2 separate regions of the Homo sapiens genome follow, and region 2 is linked to region 1. The links are chromatin loops, found by intact Hi-C in ENCODE. Cell type or tissue: left ventricle myocardium inferior. All regions are shown on one strand. Each heading gives the region's core, and the rest is flanking DNA. Links, peaks and the distances in the headings are about the cores only.

Evidence for each region. A loop is a pair of places that touch in the nucleus more often than their neighbours do. Peaks named below come from ENCODE experiments on the same cell type or tissue, not always from the same donor. Only the 100,000 strongest peaks of a DNase experiment are listed, where the experiment ranks them.
Region 2: it touches region 1 in a loop (4-fold over the local background); 13 of 110 quality-filtered maps call a loop at or near these places.

The regions. Positions count from the first base shown.
Region 1 is chr2:197,390,836-197,401,882 of GRCh38, forward strand. It overlaps SF3B1 (splicing factor 3b subunit 1), which reads right to left. Exons shown (of 25, transcript NM_012433.4): 16 at 10,907-11,047; 17 at 10,565-10,690; 18 at 9,880-10,101; 19 at 9,417-9,599; 20 at 9,220-9,331; 21 at 7,626-7,746; 22 at 7,150-7,281; 23 at 5,221-5,493; 24 at 2,137-2,353; 25 at 1-1,626. The coding sequence ends at 1,468. Among named protein-coding and RNA genes, the nearest start is that of SF3B1, 39 kb to the right of the region's middle. In left ventricle myocardium inferior, for the core only: no CTCF peak of the experiment used is centred there; no DNase peak of the experiment used is centred there.
Region 2 is chr2:196,753,290-196,764,336 of GRCh38, forward strand. GTF3C3 (general transcription factor IIIC subunit 3) reads right to left here. Exons shown (of 18, transcript NM_012086.5): 18 at 9,746-11,047. Among named protein-coding and RNA genes, the nearest start is that of GTF3C3, 41 kb to the right of the region's middle. In left ventricle myocardium inferior, for the core only: a CTCF peak has its summit at 5,807 (motif pointing left); no DNase peak of the experiment used is centred there; H3K27ac peaks cover 441 bases.

The DNA.
Region 1 (11,047 bases), core at 1,144-9,143:
CGTGATCCGCCCGCCTCAGCCTCCCAAAGTGCTGGGATTACAGGCATGAGCCACCACACCCGGCCACAAGCTGTTTCTTAACTAAGCTTCTGAAGCAGGAACTCCTAAAGTGTCAATAGGCAGTTTTACTTACAGTAGTAGTTATATACTAATGCTGCTTGCAGAATTTTTTTTCCCTTTAGAGTTCACAGAAGTACTACCACATGGAGACAAAACAAAACAGTAAAAATAGTATAGGTAGTAAAAAGGCCAAAACTAAGAAATTTGGGGCCATAACATTAGAAAAGTTTGAAAATATACTTTACATATTTGCTTAAAAAATTAAGTGTAGTACTGCCTTAATGCTTGGTTCCTCTACCATTAAATGGCATTTCATTCAGTTTATGCTGAACTCTTAGATCAACTTATTATTACTGAATACAAAGCTAAGCAAACCTAGACATTTTAGCTGCTGCCACTGTGTATTATCACAGTACATAAGGAATCTGTCACAAGGTTTGTCTCCCCTTCTCCATTATACTGTTCTTAAAGGTAGAGGGCAGGTCTCATGCACCTTTGCATCCCCTGCATATAAGCACAGTGGCTGGCATACAGTGGGTGAATAGGTATTTACTGATGCATTGCTGAGTAGTGGCTTATAACATGGAGAAAAGCCCAACATTGTCCTGTTCTATCAGCATTACTTAGGTATCCTCACTCCTAATAGGCAGAAAGCAGTTTTGAAGTAAAGTTAAATTCCTCACTTGCTAAACACAGCAGACCTGTCAAGTGTTGGACAAGACTTAAACCACTTTCTTTAAATGTGTTCATAAAGCATTTTGAGAAATCAAGAGATGAAAGGCGCTATGTAAGTACAAAATATTCAAGACAGTTTAGCAAAAGTGCTACTTTTCTACGATGATGGAATGGTTGTGCTAGTTTGAGGGGAACATCCCCTGAGGCTACTCTTCTTGCTGTCATTATTAACACAACAATGGAATTTTGACAAAGATGCCATCACTTTATATAGTTTTTATTCAGCTAACTACTTTCTATAAACCATGTGACAGAAAATGAAATTAAGCCACTTATTCCACATAAACCAATACTTTATCAAAGTTCCGCATTTTACAAGTCATGTTCAAAAAACACACACAAATTAGCATTTTGTACACAAATGTTTATTTCTCAATTAAACATTCCCTTTAAACACAAGGAATGAGTTCTAAATCTTCATAAAGATGAATTAAAAATGAAATCCCTCCAGTATAGTGTATATAATCACTGTGTTCTTGGTCACTACTGGCATTTACTGTTTAACATCAAAAACAAAGACAGGTTATTTAAAAATCATGCTACTGGATTTCTAGCTCTTCCTCTATGACCAGTTCTACACTGATCTGCAATGTTTAAAAGTTTACATCACCAAATCAAAGCAAGTTTAAGGTGTGAAGTAGCTGTGCATTAAACACAAAATAAACAATAAAATTATAAGATATAGTCAAGTTCATAACGAATATAGGTGTTCTTATCATCGTTGTAGATTCTTGGGTAATGTGCTATGAGAGCGTCCTGGGAACCAATGTAGATGGAGTTGTAAATTTTCCAATATACATCTCTGACTTTCCGGGCTGGGTGAAACAGACCCTAAAATAATTGAACGGTTACATTATTTCAATTTTTAAGAACATACATAACCTTAACAAAATTAAGAAAACATAAAGATATGATTCAAAATTATTTCCCTTGGGGAGTTGGGGGGGGGGGAACCTACTAATTACACTGCTCTTAAGCTGCAATGGAAGAGACAAAACTCACTCCCCTGTCACCACACAATTGTTCTACCATATGGCACAATATACCCTAATGATAATCAGGAAAAGTAACTTAATTCAATACACTACTTTTCTTGCTAAGTAATCTTTTAAAAATCTTTAACTTACAGGCAGTGGGGGGAAAGGGGAGGGAGAGCATTAGGACAAATACCTAATGCATGCAGGGCTTAAAACCTAGATGACAGGTTGATAGGTGCAGCAAACCACCATGGCACATATATACCTATGTAACAAACCTGCACGTTCAGCACAAGTATCCCAGAACTTAAAGTATTATTTAAAAAAAAAAAATCACCGATTAAAAAAAAAATCTTTAACTTACCTGTAAACAATATTGCAACATTCTACATGGTCCAATAGCAACTCTCAGGCCCTCTAGGGCTCCCATAACTGCCTGAATTACATGAGGAGATGTCTCAAATACATTGGGCCATACATAGTTCAACAAGTGATTCAGCGAATCTTCACAACCAAATCCATAAACCCCAAGTGACATGTGCTGTACCACTGCACTAGCCGTCTGTCTGTGTACAAGGTCTCTACAACGGAAGGGAAAAAAGTCCTTTAAGATGCGGTCTTATAAGAAAGGGGGAAAAATCCTTAAAGATACAGTCTTAGTTTTACAGGAAATATTCACCGGCCCATTAGAAACTAAATTACTAATTCAGTGCACTGAATAGATGTGAAGTCATCTAACATTTCATATATCTAATATATCCTTTAGAATAGCTTCCACTTGAGGACTTTTGCTTTAATTACTCAAGATTCACTATGGCTCAACAATTAAGCCATATTTTCTAATTAACTTTTTTTTTTTTTTTGAGACGGAGTCTTACTCTGTCACCCAGACTGGAGTGCAGTGGTGTGATCTTGGCTCACTGCAACCTCTGCCTCCCAGGTTCAAGCAATTCGCCTGCCTCAGCCTCCTGAGTAGCTGGAATTACAGGTGTGTGCCACCACGCCTGCCTAATTTTTGTATTTTTAGTAGAGACAGGGTTTCACCATGTTGGCCAGGATGGTCTCGATCTCTTGACCTTGTGATCTGCCCGCCTCAGCCTCCCAAAGTACAGGGATTACAGGCGTGAGCCACCGTGCCTGGCCATCTAATTAACTTTTAAAAGGAATATGAGCAGGAGGGCTCTGTGAAGTCTTGGCTTTATTATGCTACTAAAGAGGAGGCATGTGGTTCTAACATATGAATAATAAACAGTAATATTTTAAACTTTTTTCTCTTTTTTAAAATTATTTTTCAGGCCGGACATGGTGGCTCATGTCTGTAATCCTAGCGCTTTGGGAGGCCGAGGCAGATGGATCACCTGAGGTCAGGAGGTCAAGACCAGCCTGGCCAGCGTGGTGAAACCCCGTCTCTACTAAACATACAAAAATTAGTAGGGCATTTTGGCACACGCCTGTAATCCCAGCTACTCAGGAGGCTGAGGCAGGAGAATCACTTGAACCTGGGGGGTGGAGGTTGCAGTGAGTCGAGATTGTGCCACTGCACTCCAGCCTAGGCAACAAGAGTGAAACTCTGTCTCAAAAAAAAAAGAAAAATTATTTTTCTTTTTTATTGTTATTGTTAGAGATAGGGAAGGCCTCGCTATGTTGCCCAAGCTGGTCTTGAGCTCCTGGGGTCAAGCGATCCTCCCACCTTGGCCTCCCAAATCATTTTAAACTCTTGATTATAAACTTAAATCTTTACTAGTACTTCAGATACTGGTATATAATAGGTAACTAAATTAAAGTTAAATTCCCTTCTCACGTAAAGTTTAAGTTTCATTCAATAACTCAATTTGGGGAGAGGAACAAAAGATCAATAATTTTTTCAAACCTACAGAAATAACTATCATCTCCTATGTTAACTGAATTTATGTTCATGAAAAATCAATGAGTTATTCATTCCACAATTATTCAACCAAGTATGAGCTCGCTGGCTAACACAATGGGATTTGCAATGGGTATGAAAATGAGTTTCCAGGCCGGGCACGGTGGCTCACGCCTGTAATCCCAGCACTTTGGGATGCCAAGGCGGGTAGATCACGAGGTCAGGAGATGGAGACCATCCTGGCTAACACGGTGAAACCCTATCTTTGCCAAAAATACAAAAAATTAGCCGGCCATGGTGGCACACGCCTGTAGTCCCAGCTACTTGGGAGGCTGAGGCAGAAGAATCACTTGAACCTGGGAGGCAGAGGTTGCAGTATGCCGAGATCATGCCACTGCACTCCAGACTGGGTGACACAGCAAAACTCCGTCCAAAAAAAAAAATGAGTTTCCACACTTTGCTCCAAAGATAGTAACACAGACCATATCAAAGAGAAAAGAGAAAAATACTTGTATTTACTAATATTCTTGTTTTTCCTATTTATTTTAATAATGTCATTCAGCATAAGAATGAAGCAGTATTCCTCATTAATAAAATTTCCAACTGAAGTATTCTTTTCATTTAGTAATTTTCAATGGAATTACTCCCTTAACTTCTTAGTACACAGAAAAAAGTTTTTAACTGCAGGTGACATACATTAATGACTGCACTATGGTGCTCAGGCACTTCTCACTAAGGAATACAGAGCAAGGGTGATTTACCCTCATTTTTTTTAGCCCTGGGCAGCCAGGCTTTTACAGAGCACAATTCTTACTTTGTCTCCATGTCTTGCATATATACGTTCTGGTAACTTGTCGAGTCCAGTTAAGTCTCCCTTTCAGAAGGTTATTAATGAATAACTTAAATCTGTACACAAAAGTATTTGAATGGGCTCTGATTTGAGTAACTTATCTCTCCTGAAAAATAAAGAGCCAGTGAAACAGTTCTTTCCCTTACTACGCTTGCACTTTCCTTTGCACTTTCTTCAGTTACTTCTGTGTTTAAGGCTGTACGTCAGTCTAGATGGTAAAAGGTATTAGCAATCTGTCAAATAACTTGAACAGTACTCTACTGGTGGTCACCATCTGAAACACCAGGGACCTGCAACAGGAAGAGTGTAGTTCTGGCAGGCTATTGTTCAGTAATTCAAAGGCTTAAGAGAAACCTGTCCTTTACCTGCAACAAAAAGCTAAAAAGATCAGGTCTCTGCCCATTAGCTTCTGCTCATCATGTCCTCTAACTATATTTGACCAATTTTGAAAACAAAAGATTATCAATCAACCCTTTTCAAAATTTATTTAATTCAATAGATAAGAAAAGAGATTTAAAGGGGATGGGAGAACTTGAAAGAAAGTCTGGGGAATCACTACAGCGTGCACATTATTTTAAAATAATAAGTCATATTTACAATGTCCTAAGACTCCAGGCTAGCAATTTTTTCTTTAACTATGTTACAGTAAAAAGTCATCTAATAACTATTTCACGATGTTCTAAAATGAAGGAAGAGTTATAATTATTTTCTTGTATTTAGTTCAAGTCACTTACCTATCCATTAAAGCATCTTCAAGTAACGGTGTTACGGCATAAATGTAGTCTTTTCCCATTTCACCAATATATTCAAACAAGAAGGAAAGCGATTTTAACACTCCATTTTGAACATTCAGTTCAGGAACTCTGTATTCATTCATTAAGGCAGGGAGTACTGTAAAGGGTGAACATGTTTCTGCAACAATAGCTATTGCTACAGTGGTACAAACTCTGTTCTGCCTTTCTTGAACTTTGAGGTTGTTCAGAAGTGTAGCCAATACATCATGAGGGCTGAAAAAAACAAATGGGTCAACAAGCTGTTACATTATAAGTCAAAAATTTATGGAAGAAAAAAATGCATAAAGATGAAAACTTTTAAGTATTAATAATTACAGGGAACTCAGTAATTTTATAAAATGCAATACTTTCAAGTCACTGGCATTGTTGTTTCTATATAAAAATTTCATATAAATTAAAAGGTCAGTTTAAAAAAGTTGACTCTGAGAAGATCAGAGGTCATAGCTGTACAAATTCTAAACATTTTAAGTTAACTCAATTTTCAAATGTAATTTTCAGTTCTTAAACTTTCTGAAATATAAAGAAATTTAACTAAATGTTTAAAGTGAGTAATTCTCTGAGTTGTCAAAATGGGCACTAGAACTAGGTAGGAGTGGTGAGGGGAATATCCGAATTGTAGTCTCCCATTATAAACCATATAAAATCTCTTTTCCTTTTATCTTTCCTCCACACAATTTGCTGCATCTATTTGCCTCTTCTTTGACATAAACTTAGAGGGACATTGGGGCTAAAAGCTTGCACAAAAGCTATTCTTGCAAATGTCTTGACTCCATCACCACTGAAATAAATATTATGCTACCAAAATAGGAGAGGAATGAGTATGTGTTAGGGGAGGGGGTGTTGTCTGGTATAATTCTACCTAATTAATCAGACATTCACATGTCATATTCCTTGAAAACATTTTCTTAAGCCACATGGACATGTGGTGTCTCGTTTTCTACAATGACTGTTTTTTCCTATTTTAGTTGTGATGGAGTGGAAGCAAACCACCACAGATTATCTCACAAAGCAGCTATAATTCAGTTAAATCCGTGGAGTAATGTTAGAATAGCATTTTTGTTGTTTTTTTTAGAGACAGGGTCTCGCCCTGTCGCCCAGGTGCCCAGATGCCCAGGTTGGAGTGCAGTGGCACAATCACAGCTCACTGTAACCTTGAACTCCTGGGCTCAAACAATCCATAATAAGATTTTTAAAACATATAAAGCATTAATATGAGACTTAAATGATGTTGTGAGACTAAAAACTTGCCTTAATAGTTTAAGCAATATCCTAGAAGACCAGCACACATTTTAAATTTTTCTGAAAATGGTACTGTTTCCCTCCCTGAAAACACCTAAAGTGTAATTAAAGTAAGTCTTAAACCCTTCCATCTATTTTAATTAAGAATTTAAGACTACAGGCTGTGCGCAGTGGCTCACGCCTGTAATCTCAGCACTTTTGGAGGCCAAGATAGGTGGCTCACTTGAGGCCAGGAGTTCGAGAACAGCCTGGCCCACATGGTGAAACCTCATCTCTACTAAAAAATACAAAAATTACCTAGGCGTGATGGTGCATGCCTGTAGTCCCAGCTACTGGGGAGGCTGAGGCAGGAGAATCGCCTGCACCTGGGAGGCGGTGGTTGCAGTGAGCCGAGATTGAATCACTGCATTCCAGCCAGGGTGACAGAGCGAGACTCCGTCTCAAAAAAAAAAAAAAAGAATTTAACAATACATTCCAATAATCAGAAGGTCAGTGGTTAAATGAAGAGCTTTCTCAACTGCATTATTCAGACCATGCCTCAAAAGAGATTTCTACATGGAAGTATTTTCCAATACCACAATGCATTTATTATAAAGTAATTTTTTTTTAATGGAAGTAAATAACACTCACCCAATGGCCTTTGCAATATAACCAAATGTGTTGACTGTGGCTCTACGAATAGCCTTTTTGTGGGCTTTTAAGAGCTCTAAAAGCTCAAAGCAAATCCTCATCCACTCTCTTGCAGATACATATTCAGCTCCCCTAATTTAAAAAATACACATATTAATTATTGTGACATTAAGAAAAGTTTTAAGGATAAATTTGCAAATTCAGTTCTAAAAACATGATTAACTCATTTTAAGCATTAAATAAAACTTACTACTCTTCAGAAAGGCTGAAGAGTTAGTCTTACAGGTTTAGTCCTAAAATTACATTGCCACCCCCATTACCATCCAAATTGAAATTTGACTGAAAATATTAATACTGGATAGCCTAATCTTTTACACTTATATTAGTGACATTAAGGAAATTTTGCTAATTGAATACAAAGTGGCCAAATTTGAAAATTGATACTGCTTATAAAAATGTGTGGGTAATCTGCTTACCTGTCAGCAATACGACCAACAAGATCAATACAATTCTCTTGTACTTTTTCATGTCTGTTCTTTAAGATGGGGGTGAGTCTAGGCAGCAGATCTTTAATTGGTGGAGTCATCTTATGCATACCTATTTAATAGAAGTCAATAAACTATCAACATTTGAATTGCAACTTTTGTTCACTTTCCTTTTACTTAGCAATGTCATATATGACTATGTATAAATATAAACTTACAGCTGCCTAGGGAAAGAGAAAGCCCCAGATTCTGACCAGACTCAGAATCGTTTTTAACTTTTATTAACAATTTTTGATTATGTATAGAAATGAAAGAAATCAGTGAAGTGATTTAAAGGATGATGGATACTCAATAACAAAAAAGTTTTGTTTGATTCTGAAATATATTTGTGCACTGACATTTAAATATGGGGACAGCTTATGTTCCGGCCATACACAACAATATAAGCCAGAGGTAAACATGTAAATAAAGCAAAAATTTCCAGAAAGGGCCCCCTTACCCTTTAACTGCAAAACAAACAGATCTCCAGTCTCCCTGCAATGCAGGGCATACTTGGATGGTATTTACACCTACGAAGAGAGAAAAAAGGAGGCAGCTGGCAGGGGCTCTTGCTCTAACTAGAATCACTTGCTCTGATTCTCTCTCCATTGCTCTTCCCATGCCTCTCTGACAAACAATATGGTTTAAAACTCCCTGCAAACCAGAGCCCTACAAGTGGCCATGTAAATGATTTCTGGCAAGTAGCTATCTTCAAGTATAGAGGATAGGGTTGCATTGGAGATTATATGCAAATACAATAGTTTAAACATGTGTATCGCATAAATACCTCTTACAAAATGAGGAAAAACAAACAGTGGCTCTCTCACAGTCAGCTATTTTGACTTCTGCTAGGTTATCAGAGCCTCTAAACTCTGCAGGAGTTACATTTGGCAACAGTTATAATCAATTTAAAAAAAAGATTAAATATAAGAAACCATTTGTTTTCTTCATACTGCCCTAATGGAATAAAAACTTTGCTCTCCATATCCAAGACCATTTGTAATATAGCTGTATTACGGGTTAGAAAACTGAATGGACAGTATTTAAAACTTGGGTATGTAAATAAAGACAATAATTTGATCAGTTCACTTTTCTCTGATTATATTCCTTGAAACTGATCACAAGCAAAAAACCTGTCATAATCGCTAATTCAAGGTTTAAATATATATATATTGTTCTAAAACTAAATTAAAACTTTAGGATTGCCTTTTCACCCCGCAGCAGAACATGGCAGAATATATTTCACCTGACACACTATTTCTACTAGGGTCCTGTATTCCATGACTTCAAAGCTTTTTGAGCTGTGACTACTCCCACCTCTCATGTAGGTCCTAAACTTACCCTTTTTTTCTCTTTAAAGTAAAATATAAATGGGTTTTGGGAAACAAGACTTTTGTGACATCCCCCGACTTAACTACAATCTTGAAGTGCTTTTAAAAAGCTAACAAAAACCTCCCAACTCCTAAATAAGATTTTACTTACGAAAAAAAAAAGAAAAAGAAAGTTAAAACAAGAAAAAGTCTTATGTAACCAGCAAATTCCATACCTATGACATTTACAATGGCCTTCAGTGCTCCAAGAATGCTGCCCAATACTTCAGGGTACTCTTCACCCAAATACTCATACAATACAACACCCAAGTGTCCCATCAATTTTTCCTATAATAAAACAAATAATGTTAAAATGTTACTATTTACATTAAACTATTTGGGGAAGAAGTAAGAATTTGATGCAAAAGTTTACCTCTTGACAAGTCTTCATGACAACAGCAGTTCGAGAAATCAAGTCAGCTGCCTGTTGCCTAACTTTAGCAGATTTGTTATTTAAACGCCACAAAACTGTACCACAGATCTGAGGCAAGTATGGTTTGACTCGTTTGCCAAGAGCATTAACCACTGTGCCAAAGCCGTTCAACATTACTGAGTCCTAAAAAATAAATTTAAAAAAAAGACATATTCATTTGGTTTATGACTGCACAGTTGAAATACACTAAGAGTCAACCTTTTCTAACCACCCAAACATCTGTTGCTGTTTTTTTACATCAAATCTTAAAACTTGAGGTAGAATAATATCGTTTGGTAACCCCCTGAGCATTTTAAAAATTACTTCAAATTCAATTGCATTCTAGAAAAATTTGCTTGACAACTAATATGCTTTTCTACAAATATTAAAGTTAGTAGCAATGTGCCATAATAGTTTTCATTACCTCTGTAGTCTGTTCTTGGAAAGCATAAAGAATACCATCAATCAGTTGTTCTTCAAGTTTATGATCAATATCTGCTGCTCCCAAATTACCCATAATTTTCTCAATTGTCTCCATCACCATTTTTCTGTACTGTTCGGCTTCATCTTTCAGATCATCCACAATCCTGGATATAATTTCTGCTGCACCTACTTTGTTTGCCAACTCCACAGTAGTATCAACTAACTAAAAAGAACAGAAAAACAAAAAACCTTTTAGACTGCTTTTCCAAGGAAATAAAGCAACATCATGAAAACCAAATACTCTAAATATACTACTTATTTAGCTAATAAACATGGTAAGAATGATTCATTGCTACTTATTAAAGTTGAAGAGAAAAGTGACCAAACATCGAAAAATGAGTATAAGTTAACATGATTCAAGGTAAAACTGTGTCCATGTTTCATCTAGCCAGATAAAGCACTGAATGTACCAGACAAAAACATCAATTCACAGTTAAGTATTAATCCTCGAATCCAAAATCAAAATGGAAGTTAACTGGCTGACTAAAATCCATCTCCTTTCATAATCAAGCACATATAAACTGTGAGATAATCAAGGCAAAAAATAATATACAACATGCATTCAAGTTGACTAAAGAATGAGTTGAAAGGACTTTTGAGAATATTCTTTTACAATAAAAGCTTACCTGTCGGTAATTTCTTCTATCCAAAGCCATCCTGTGCTGCCAGAAGTGTTTAAAAAAGGGAGGAAGAATCTCTGTTTTAATGTAGTTTGCTTCTACACCATCTGTCCCACAACACTGTTTTACCACCTAAAAGGTTAAGAAATAGTAATAATAAATCAACTGACCTGAAATGAAGAGAATACTCATTGCTGATTACGTGATTTTAAAAAATAAAATTTAAAAACAAATCAAACAGTATTCGTGTAACATACAGTTTTTTTTGTTGATTTTTAAAAACACTTTAAAATTCTGTTAGAACCATGAAACATATCCAGTTTACATTAACAAATCTGGAATAATTACCTTCAGCACAATTTTTTTCATTTCCTCATCAGGAGACTGGAATTCTCGAATAAGGATTAACATCACTTCTCTAGTATAGTAGTTGGCATATTCTGCATCCATAAGAGGAATAAGATACCCAATAGCCTTCAAGAAAGCAGC
Region 2 (11,047 bases), core at 2,017-10,016, 640 kb before region 1:
GCATCTGTTCTTTCCTGACTTTTTATTGATCGCTATTCTAACTGGCATGAGATGGTATCTCATTGTGGTTTTGATTTGCATTTCTCTAATAATGGTGATGATGAGCATTTTTTCATATGTTTGTTGGCTGCATAAATGCCTTCTTTTGAGAAGTGTCTGCTCATATCCTTCACCCAGGTTTTGATAGGGCTCTTTTTTTCTTGTAAATTTGTTTAAGTTCTTTGTAGATATTAGTGCTTTGTCAGATGGGTAGATTGCAAAAATTTTCTCCATTCTGTAGGTTGCCTGTTCACTCTGATGATAGTTTCTCTTGCTGTGCAGAAGCTCTTTAGTTTAATTAGATCCCATTTGTCTATTTTGGCTTTTGTTGCCATTGCTTTTGGTGTTTTAGCATGAAGTGTTTGCCCATGCCTGTGTCCTGAATGGTATTGCCTAGGTTTTCTTCTAGGGTTTTTATGGTTGTATGTCTTATGTTTAAGTCTTTAATCCATCTTCAGTTAATTTTTGTATAAGATGTAAGGATGTAAGGAAGGGATCCAGTTTCAGCTTTCTGCATATGGCTGGCCAGTTTTCCCGAAACCATTATATTAAATAGGGAATCCTCTCCCCATTGCTTGTTTTTGTCATGTTTGTCAAAGATCATATGGTTGTAGATGTGTGATGTTATTTCTGAGGTCTCTGTTCTGTTCCATTGGTCTATATATTTGTTTTGGTACCAGTACCATGCTGTTTTGGTTACTGTAGCCTTGTAGTATAGTTTGAAGTCAGGTAGCATGATGCCTTCAGCTTTGTTCATTTTGCTTAGGATTATCTTGGCAATGTGGGCTCTTTTTTGGTTCCATATGAAATTTAAAGTAGTTGTTTCCAATTCTGTGAAAAGTCAATGGTAGCTTGATGGGGATAGCATTGAATCTGTAAATTACTTTGGGAAGTATGACCATTTTCATGATATTGACTCTTCCTGTCCATGAGCATGGAATGTTTTTCTATTTGTTTGTGTTCTCTCTTATTTCCTTGAGCAGTGGCTGGTAGTTCTCCTTGAAGAGGTCCTTCATATCCCTTATAAGTTGTATTCCTAGGTATTCTATTCTCTTTGTAGCACTTGTGAATGGGAGTTCACTCATGATTTGGCTCTCTGTTTGTCTGTTATTGTGTATAGGAATGCTTGTGATTTTTACACATTGATTTTGAATCCTAAGACTTTGCTGAAGTTGCTTATCAGCTTAAGGAGATTTTGGGCTGAGATGATAGGGTTTTCTAAATATACAATCTTGTCATCTGCAAACAGAGACAATTTGACTTCCTCTTTTCCTAATTGAATATCCTTTATTTCTTTCTCTTGCCTGATTGCCCTGGCCAGAACTTCCAATACTATGTTGAATAGGAGTGGTGAGAGAGGGCATCTTTGTTTTTTGCTGGTTTTCAAATGGAATGCTTCCAGTTTTTGCCAATTCAGCATGATATTGGCTGTGGGTTTTTCATAAATAGCTCTTATTATTTTGAGATATGTTCCATCAATACCTAGTTTATTTAGAGTTTTTAGCATGAAGTGTTGTTGAATTTTGTCAAAGGCCTTTTCTGCATCTATTGAGATAATCATGTTGTGGTTTTTGTCATTGGTTCTGTTTATGTGATGGATTACGTTTATTGAATTGCATATGTTGATCCAGCCTTGCATCCCAGGGATGAAGCCCACTTGATCATGGTGGATAAGCTTTTTGATGTGCTGCTGGATTCGGTTTGCCAGTATTTTATTGAGGATTTTCACATCGATGTTCATCAGGGATATTGGCCTAAAATTTTCTTTTTTTGTTGTGTCTCTGCCAGGTTTTGGTATCAGGATGATGCTGGCCTCATAAAATGAGTTAGGGAAGATTCCCTCTTTTTCTATTGATTGGGACAGTTTCAGAAGGAATGGTACCAGCTCTTCTTTGTACCTCTGGTAGAATTCAGCTGTGAATCTGTCTGGTCCTGGACTTCTTTTTATTGGTAGGCTCTTAATTACTGCCTCAATTTCAGAACTTGTTATTGGTCTATTCAGGGATTCGACATCTTCCTGGTTTAGTCTTGGGAGGGTGTGTGCGTCCAGGAATTTATCCATTTCTTCTAGATTTTCTAGTTTATTTGCATAGGGATGTTTATAGTATTCTCTGATGGTAGTTTGTATTTCTGTGGGATCAGTGGTGATATCCCCTTTACCATTTTTTATTGTGTCTATTTGATTCTTCTCTCTTTTCTTCTTTATTAGTCTGGCTAGTGGTCTATTTTGTTAATCTTTTCAAAAAAACAGCTCCTGGATTCATTGATTTTTTTGAAGGGTTTTTTATGCCTATCTCCTTCAGTTCTGCTCTGATCTTAGTTATTTCTTGTCTTCTGCTAGCTTTTGAATTTGTTTGCTCTCGCTTCTCTAGTTCTTTTAATTGTGATGTTAGGGTGTTGATCTAGATCTTTCCTACTTTCTCTTGTGGACATTTTGTGCTATAAATTTCCCTCTACAGACTGCTTTAAATGTGTCCCAGAGATTCTGCTATGTTGTGTCTTTGTTCTTGTTGGTTTCAAAGAACATCTTTATTTCTGCCTTAATTTTGTTTAATTTACCCAGTAGTCATTCAGGAGCAGCAGGTTGTTCAGTTTCCATGTAGTTGTGCAGTTTTGAGTGAGTTTCTTAATCCTGAGTTCTAATTTGATTGCGCTGTGGTCTGAGAGACTGTTACGATTTCCATTCTTTTGCATTTGCTGAGGAGTGTCTTCCAATTATGTAGTCAATTTTAGAATAAGTGTGATGTGGTGCTGAGAAGAATGTATATTCTGTTGATTTGGAGCGGAGAGTACTGTAGATGTCTATTTAGGTCTGCTTGGTCCAGAGCTGAGTTCAAGTCCTGGATATCCTTGTTAATTTTCTGTCTCGTCAGTCTGTCTAATATTCACAGGGAGGTGTTAAAGTCTCCCACTATTATTATGTGGGAGTCTAAGTCTCTTTATAGGTCTCTAAGAACTTGCTTTATGAATCTGGGTGCTCCTGTATTGGGTACGTATATATTTAGGATAGTTAGCTCTTCTTGTTACATTGATTCCTTTACCATTATGTAATGACCTTCTTTGTCTCTTTTGATCTTTGTTGATTTAAGGTCTATTTTTTCAGAGACTGGGACTGCAACCTCTGCTTTTTTTGCTTTCCATTTGCTTGGTAAATATTCCTCCATCCCTTTATTTTGAGCCTATTTGTGTCTTTGCACATGAGATGGGTCTCCTGAATACAACACACTGATGGGTCTTGACTCTTTATCCAATTTGCCAGTCTGTGTTTTTTAATTGGAGCATTTGGCCTGTTTACATTTAAGGTTAATATTGTTATGTGTGAATTTGATCCTGTCATTATGATGCTAGCTGGTTATTTTGCCTGTTAGTTTATGCAGTTTCTTCATAGTGTCGATGGTCTTTACAATTTGGTATGTTTTTGCAGTGGCTGGTACCGGTTGTTCTTTTCCATATTTAGTGCTTCCTTCAGGAGCTCTTGTAGGGCAGGCCTGGTGGTGACAAAATCTCTCAGCATTTGCTTGTTTGTAAAGGATTTTATTTCTCCTTCGCTTATGAAGCTTAGTTTGGCTGGATATGAAATTCTGGGTTGAAAATTCTTTTCTTTACAAATGCTGAATATTGGCCCCCACTCTTTTCTGGTTTCTGCCGAGAGATCCACTGTTAGTCTGATGGGCTTTCCTTTGTGGGTAACCCGACTTTTCTCTCTGGCTGCCCTTAACATTTTTTCCTTCATTCCAACCTTGGTGAATCTGATAATTATGTGTCTTGGGGTTGTTCTTCTCGAGGAGTATCTTTGTGGTGTTCTCTGTATTTCCTGAATTTGAATGTTGGCCTGCTTTGCTAGGTTGGAGAAGTTCTCCTGGATAATATCCTGCAGAGTGTTTTCCAACTTGGTTCCATTCTCCCCATCACTTTCAGGTACACCAATCAGACGTAGATTTGGTCTTTTCACATAGTCCCATATTTCTTGGAGGCTTTGTTCGTTTCTTTTCACTCTTTTTTCTCTAATCTTGTCTTCTCACTTTATTTCATTGAGTTGATCTTCAATCTCTGATATCTTTTCTTCTGCTTGATCGATTTGGGTATTGATACTTGTGTATGCTTCATGAAGTTCTTGTGCTGTGTTTTTCAGCTCCATCAGGTCATTTATGTTCTTCTCTACACTGGTTATTCTAGGTAGCAATTTGTCTAACCTTTTATCAAGGTTCTTAGCTTCCTTGCATTGGGTTAGAACATGCTCCTTTAGCTCGGAGGAGTTTGTTATTACCCACCTTCTGAAGCCTACTTCTGTCAATTCGTCAAACTCATTCTCCATCCAGTTTTGTTCCCTTGCTGGCGAGGAGTTGTGATCCTTGGAGGAGAGGAGGCATTCTGGTTTTTGGAATTTTCAGCCTTTTTGTGATGGTTTCTCCTCATCTTCATGGATTTATGTACCTTTGGTCTTTGACGTTGGTGACCTTCGGATGGGGTCTCTGAGGGGACGTCCTTTTTGTTAATGTTAATGCTATTCCTTTCTGTTAGTTTTCCTACTAATAGTCCCCTCTGCTGCAGGTCTGCTGGAGTTTGCTAGAGGTCCACTCTAGACCCTGTTTGCCTGGGTATCACCAGCAGGGGCTGCAGAACAGCAAACATTGCTGCCTGTTCCTTCCTCTGGATGCTTAGTCCCAGAGGGGTACACACCAGATGCCAGCCAGAGCTCTCCTGTATGAGGTGTCTGTCAGTCCCTACTGGGCGGTGTCTCCCAGTCAGGATACAGTGGAGTCAGAAACCCACTTGAGGGGGCAGTCTGTCCCTTATCAGAGCTTGAACGCTGTGCTGGGAGATCTGCTGGCTCTCTTCAGAGCTGTCAGGCAGGGACATTTAAGTTTGCTGAAGCTGTGCCCACAGCCACCCCTTCCCCCAGGTGTTCTGTCCCAGGGAGATGGTGGTTTGTATCTATAAGTCCTTGACTGGGGCTGCTTTTTTTTTTTTTTTTTCCAGAGATGCCCTGCCCAGAGAGGAGGAATCTTGTGCTTGGTTTTTTGGCATGGTGGTGCATGCCTGTAATACTAGCTACTTAGGAGGCTGAGGTGGGAGGATGACCTGAGCTAGGGAGGACTAGGTTGCATTGAGCTGTGATTGCACCACTGCATTCCAGCCTGGGCAACAAAGCAAAACCCCATCTCTTAAAAAAAAAAAAAAAAAAAAAAAAAAAAAAAGAGGCTTGGCATCCTTGGAACTAGTTATAACAGAATTGAATACTGCTTGTCCTCTTTTATGCAGTTGCAGGTCACTGGGCCAGAGGTTTCTGTTTATTGGCTTTCTCTTTCTCCTCTACACTTGTCTGAACTCCCTGAATAGAAACACCTGACTGTCTACTAAAATGCCAAGTGGTCCTGCTAACTCTCACTCTTCACATTAGCATACTTACCCTGAACTGCAAACAGGATAAATTTGGGGTATGATCTTCAGGGTTATGATTAGACTTTTCATGCTTCATCTGGTTGCCCTGATACCTGCTAGACTTGTTTAGGTTAAGGCTGAAAAACGGGCAGCAAGAAACACATACTAGGGTCCAGCTGCCCTTCTTTCAATGCTGATGGGAGCCGCACAAACAGAGCTTATGGATCTGATTGCTCAAATGTGGAGGGCGAGACTGAGATTTTTTTCTATTGAAATGTTGAAAGTTAGACAAAACATATTAAGACAATTAAATTTTATGAAATACAGTCCTAAATTTATAGAAATGCACTGCCATCTACTGCATATAAAAAATCATTGCAGGGTATGTTCCTCCCACTGGAATTATTTATAATCAAGCAGTCACACACACTGAAATGTACATGAATTTATAAGATGTGGCAACTGCCACAAAGAACTCATTTAGACTTTTATAACCTTTAATTTTCTTATCTGAAATGTTCTCAGTTTTCCATTTTGTCTCTTTAAATTCTATTTTCATATTTTCATTGAATTAATTCTTGCAATTACATTTTAAATCTTATAATGTTCTCATTCTTTGAATTCCTTCCTTTTAATAGCATCCTCTTATTTCATGTGTATGGTATTGTCTTATCTGGGGATATGAACTGCGTTTTGTTTTTCTACTTCCTGCACCAATTCTGTTCCCTTTGCGTTCCTTCCTCCCCTCCCATTGCTTATATGGATCTCTCCCAGTCCTGAAGCGTTCCTCAGTAGTCTGATGATCGTGAGCTGTCCACTAATGCTGCTAGCAAGGTGCCAGCAAGCTGACAGCAGTGCGAGGGATTTGTTCACAGGCAGGCTTCTCTGGCCAGGATGGGCTGTTTCATTGAGAACCCTCAAACTGCCAGTATATATATGAGCATTTTTTTCTTGGACAGGATTTCTCAGAAAGGAACCCTTTAACTTCCTGCTTAAAGGATGTTAAATAGATGCCAGTTTTCTAGGAGCTTAGGAGGAGAAGGCAGCTGGGCATCTCGCTGCTCAGTGTGTAGACGTCCACTTAATCCTCTGCTTTCAGTATAACACTCTGGCCTTCATCTCTGCCTGGTATTCCCGAATCCAGAGGTCCTGATTCCACAACTCCAGAAAATAAGACCACCAGTGTTCCATGCGGGAGTGGGACAGTTTCCATAGGTGAAAAGGGTTAACTAGGAGGGTCTCACTGTGGCTTAACAGACTTTCCACTGCTCCCATTTTTGACCACACTTCACCTGTCTTTGGAGGAACCTAGTGGACAAGCTTTAAGGTCTTGAATCAGCTTGCTTCTGCCCCTCTCCCCACCACCTCCTGTGGGCACTCAGCTTTCATTTTTCTGTAGTTTATTTAGTTACCAATTGCCCATTTGCTTCCTAGTTTCTAAAAATTATTTTGTCGTCTCTCTGTTATCTCTTATTCTTTTTGGCCTGGAGTTTATATTGTCTTTTTTGTTTGCTGTGTTTTGTTGGTTTTTGGATTTTGGAGGTAAAAGTAACTGTGTTACTTTTGAGATGGAACAGGGACCCCTCTTAGGGGCCTGCAGCCTGTCCCCGCACCAAACAAAATTTTTTTAAAATCTTGAATTCCTTAAAAAAAAATTCCAGATACCTAGCTAGCCCTAAAAAATAACATAATGAACAAAAAGATAATAACTTAAAACAATAGCCAAAAAAATTAGTCACTGGATGGTTTGGGTCTCTATAAAAACTAAAAAGAGCATCTTATAACATACGTCCCTAAGTTGTTTTTCAAAAAACCAGACCCGCCACCAAGTGGATCCACTGACACATAAACCTCTAGTAAGGGGGAAATGAAGATTAAATGCTGCCACTCCTTGCTCTGAATTTCTTCCTGAAGGGTCTAAAAGAAGTCATACCCAAGAGCCAGGGCCAACATTCTTTTCTGATGACCCCAAAATTTTAAATAAAGCTTCTCTTCCTTAACCAATTACAAATCAAAAAAATCTTTAAATCTGTTACCTATAAGCCCCCACTTCAAGATATCCCACCCTTTTAGGCCAAACCAATGTATTATAGAACCTCCATGTATTAATTTACAATTTTGCCTATAACTCTTGCTTAAAATGTACCCCTGCATTTAAAAACCCTTCCTTATGAGCCATTGAAGAGGTCAGGTCCTAAGCATAAACTGCCCAATTCTCCTTGCTTCAAGGTGCCTACAAATAAATGCCCCCCTTTCTCCTGCTGAAAACCTTGGTATGGATGTTTGGCCTTACCATGCTGGGCAAGCAGACCCCAGTTCAGTTTAATAACATTGTTGAGATTTTTCATTAATTCATTAGTATTGGTATTTATTATAACTTCTAGTTTCCCTCCATGCAAATTTGACCATGCCTTATATTGTCACCTAAGTCGTTAATGAACATGGTGGCATGTCATTTGCAGTTTCTCTCCAGTCTACATCAGTCTGTCAACATGCATTCTTTGAGTTCGGTCATTCTACCGGCTGAAGAACCAGCCACACTTTCCCATTCAATCCATAAGCATATCACAGCAGTCTTCCTCACAGACTCTGCTAAAACCCAGATACATAAAATGTAAGATAGTCCTCAGAACCACCAGTCTAGTACCAAGCAAAAAGAGTGTATCTCCTAAAAGATTGAAGTGGAAGTTATTATAGAATCAAGGATATCCTGATCAAAGAATCAAAGAATCTATCTGGATTCTAGAATGAATCCAAGGGTGAGAAGGCAGCTGGCCTTTTTGCTTGGAAAAAAAGAGTAAGTATCCTAAGGAACATCACTTCAAAGAACACACAGATGGCTGGAATCATGCCAGCACTAACATGCCCAAGTGGTTTCCAGAATCCACCTTTTGCCCACTTAAAAAATTCAGTTCATTTGGTCATTTTCTTCTGAGAATGCCTCAAAATTCTAATTTGCAGTTTCATAGCATAGCCATTAGTATAGGGACTATGGGCCTGGAGATGCAGTTCATTTCTAGTCCCCCCTTACTCATATCCTCACCCAATATCTTGGCCATTAACTCCTTTCCTACCCTGTTCAGTATTATGTTGGAGTATATATTCTTTCAATATGAACTATAGTATTATAATACTATTAGCTTTACAACACCACAGCAGGAACATTCCTCCTGTTCTTGCTCTGAATGATTTTGAAAAGCCTGTTTATTGTGGATTAGACTTCGTGACACTACTTGTAATTCAGCAACAAATTTTTATATTCATTTCTGTTTGCTTTATACTTTCTTCCTATGAAAATGGCTAGAAAGCAGTAATGCTAAATTAAAAGAAAGATGGAATGGTGGTCGATCAGGTCAAAATTTTTTGTATGTGCATTTAACAGAAAAACCCAAGCTGGTGTAAATATTAAAGTGGAAACTATAACAGAATCAAGGCTATCTCCTAGAACGAATCCAAGGGTAAGAAGGCAGCTGGCCTGAGGATAGAACTGAAAACTGGAAATCTCTGGGACTTCAGAGAGAACTCTCCTTCGCTCATCTTTACTTCTCTTAATGCAGACACCTCACTTTTTTTTTTTTTTTCAACAGAACGGGTTAACTGCTAGTTGGCCTCATTGTTCTGAAGTTCTGGCCCTACATGAACTATTTCAAGTCTGAAATTCCCAGGGAAGGCGGGAGGAAACTCCTGATTGGCCCAGGTTGGTTCAGGAGCAGACTCCCTCCTCGATCAACTGTGATCATGCAGGAGCAGCAGAGTCTCAGTGCATAAAACAGGTACCAGGACCCCACTGCTAAGGTGAGGATGGGAGGTAAGAGAATAGGAGCTTTTAAAAAGAGACCCCAAAAGATGTTTTTATACAGGGGCTTTGATGGGCTGAAGGCCTGGAAGACAGAAACACTGCCAATGTCTTTTTTCTTTCTAAAATAAACTTATGCTTGGCTGGGTGCAGTGGCTCACACCTGTAATCCCAGCACTTTGGGAGGCCGAGGCGGGCGAATTACGAGGTCAAGAGATCGAGACCATCTTGGCCAACATGGTGAAACCCTGTCTCTACTAAAAATACAAAAATTAGCTGGAGGTGGTGGCAGGCACCTGTAGTCCCAGCTACTCGGGAGGCTGAGGCAGGAGAATCGCTTGAACCTGGGAGGTGGAGGTAGCAGTGAGCAGAGATCATGCCACTGGACTCCAGCCTGGAGACAGAGTGAGACTCCGTCTCAAAAGAAAAAAAAAAAACAAACCTTATGCTTAATGTTTGTTGTTACTCTGAACTACAGCAACTGTGTTCTTCTGAAGGAAAATCTCTGAGCAAGGAGCAGCTTACTAGTGATCTTGAACATGCTATTTAATCTCTAGATACAAAGTGGTGATGACAATATCAATAATAACTACCTTGCAGTTCCCTGAGAGAATCAGAGATAACATATCCAAAGTGTTTAGCACCATACTTAGCATACAGTAGCAGAGTAAAAACTCAGCAAATGGAAGCTATGATTTTAAAAGCTAAACAAAACTATACAATATCAGCTGGTTTTTTTTTCCCTTAGGGAGACTTATTTCCTCCACGGCTATTTAGTAGACACTGGAGCCACAGTCCAGTGAGCTAATTTAAGAGAGAAACTCGGAGCACAGAATGCTCAGTTCCACAGAATTCCAACACACAAGTCTAACTTATTACTGTATCTCAGTTACCTCTACCATTACCTATAAATGGCATAAAGTAAAAATTAAGCATGTGAAACAGTTAACCTCAATTATAAAAATAAAATGCATTTAAATTATACACATGGAGTATACAATATATTTACTTATTGCATACAAATTCTGCTCAACTAGAAAGTTTTGTGTACAGTAGAAACAGTGGTAAGAATTTCTAATAAGTCCCAATTTTATTTCTTTGATCCTAAGCCTCTACTTGTTTCCCTCCCACAATTGGGCTGGGTGTTACTAACCCATGTGCACATTAATTACAGCATTTATTTTTCCCTAAAAAGTTGTTATTAAGCTAACAGTATATCATCTAAAAAGTACTGTTAACTTAAATTCAAGAACATATAATAAATAGTGGAGATGAGTAAACAAACAAAAAAAAAGTTTTTTACTTTATCAATCAGCAGTATGTCCTTTATTCCATACGTACTACTTGCCCAGTCTTATATTACTTGTGATCTTGAAATGGAAACCATGTCCTGTTATTGAACAAGCTCTTCTCTATTTTTTCATCAGAAAGCCACAAATATAGATAAAGCATTTTTTTATTTGCCTTGGAGCAATATATTTTGAATTAAGCCCAGCCTCCCATGTTTCAGTTTAGGTAGCTAAGATACATGCTGGTGAAAAGTAAAAAACTAAATTATTTGTCTTTCTGCCTACCACATAACTATTTTAAATAATTTTCTTAGGTGCTTAGTTATCATGGTCATGACATCATAAAGAGTCCCACTTTGTCTTTCCTTTAATAATAAGCAACCTCTGTTTATACGTATTTGAAAAACTGCCTCATGTGATATTGACAGAGCTATAGTATTAAATACAAAGATGAATAAATGGTGTGAGTGAAAAATAGTGTATTCGACTCCAAGCTAGCTCAAAGGCTTACACGTCCATTTCAACATTGGGAACAATTCAC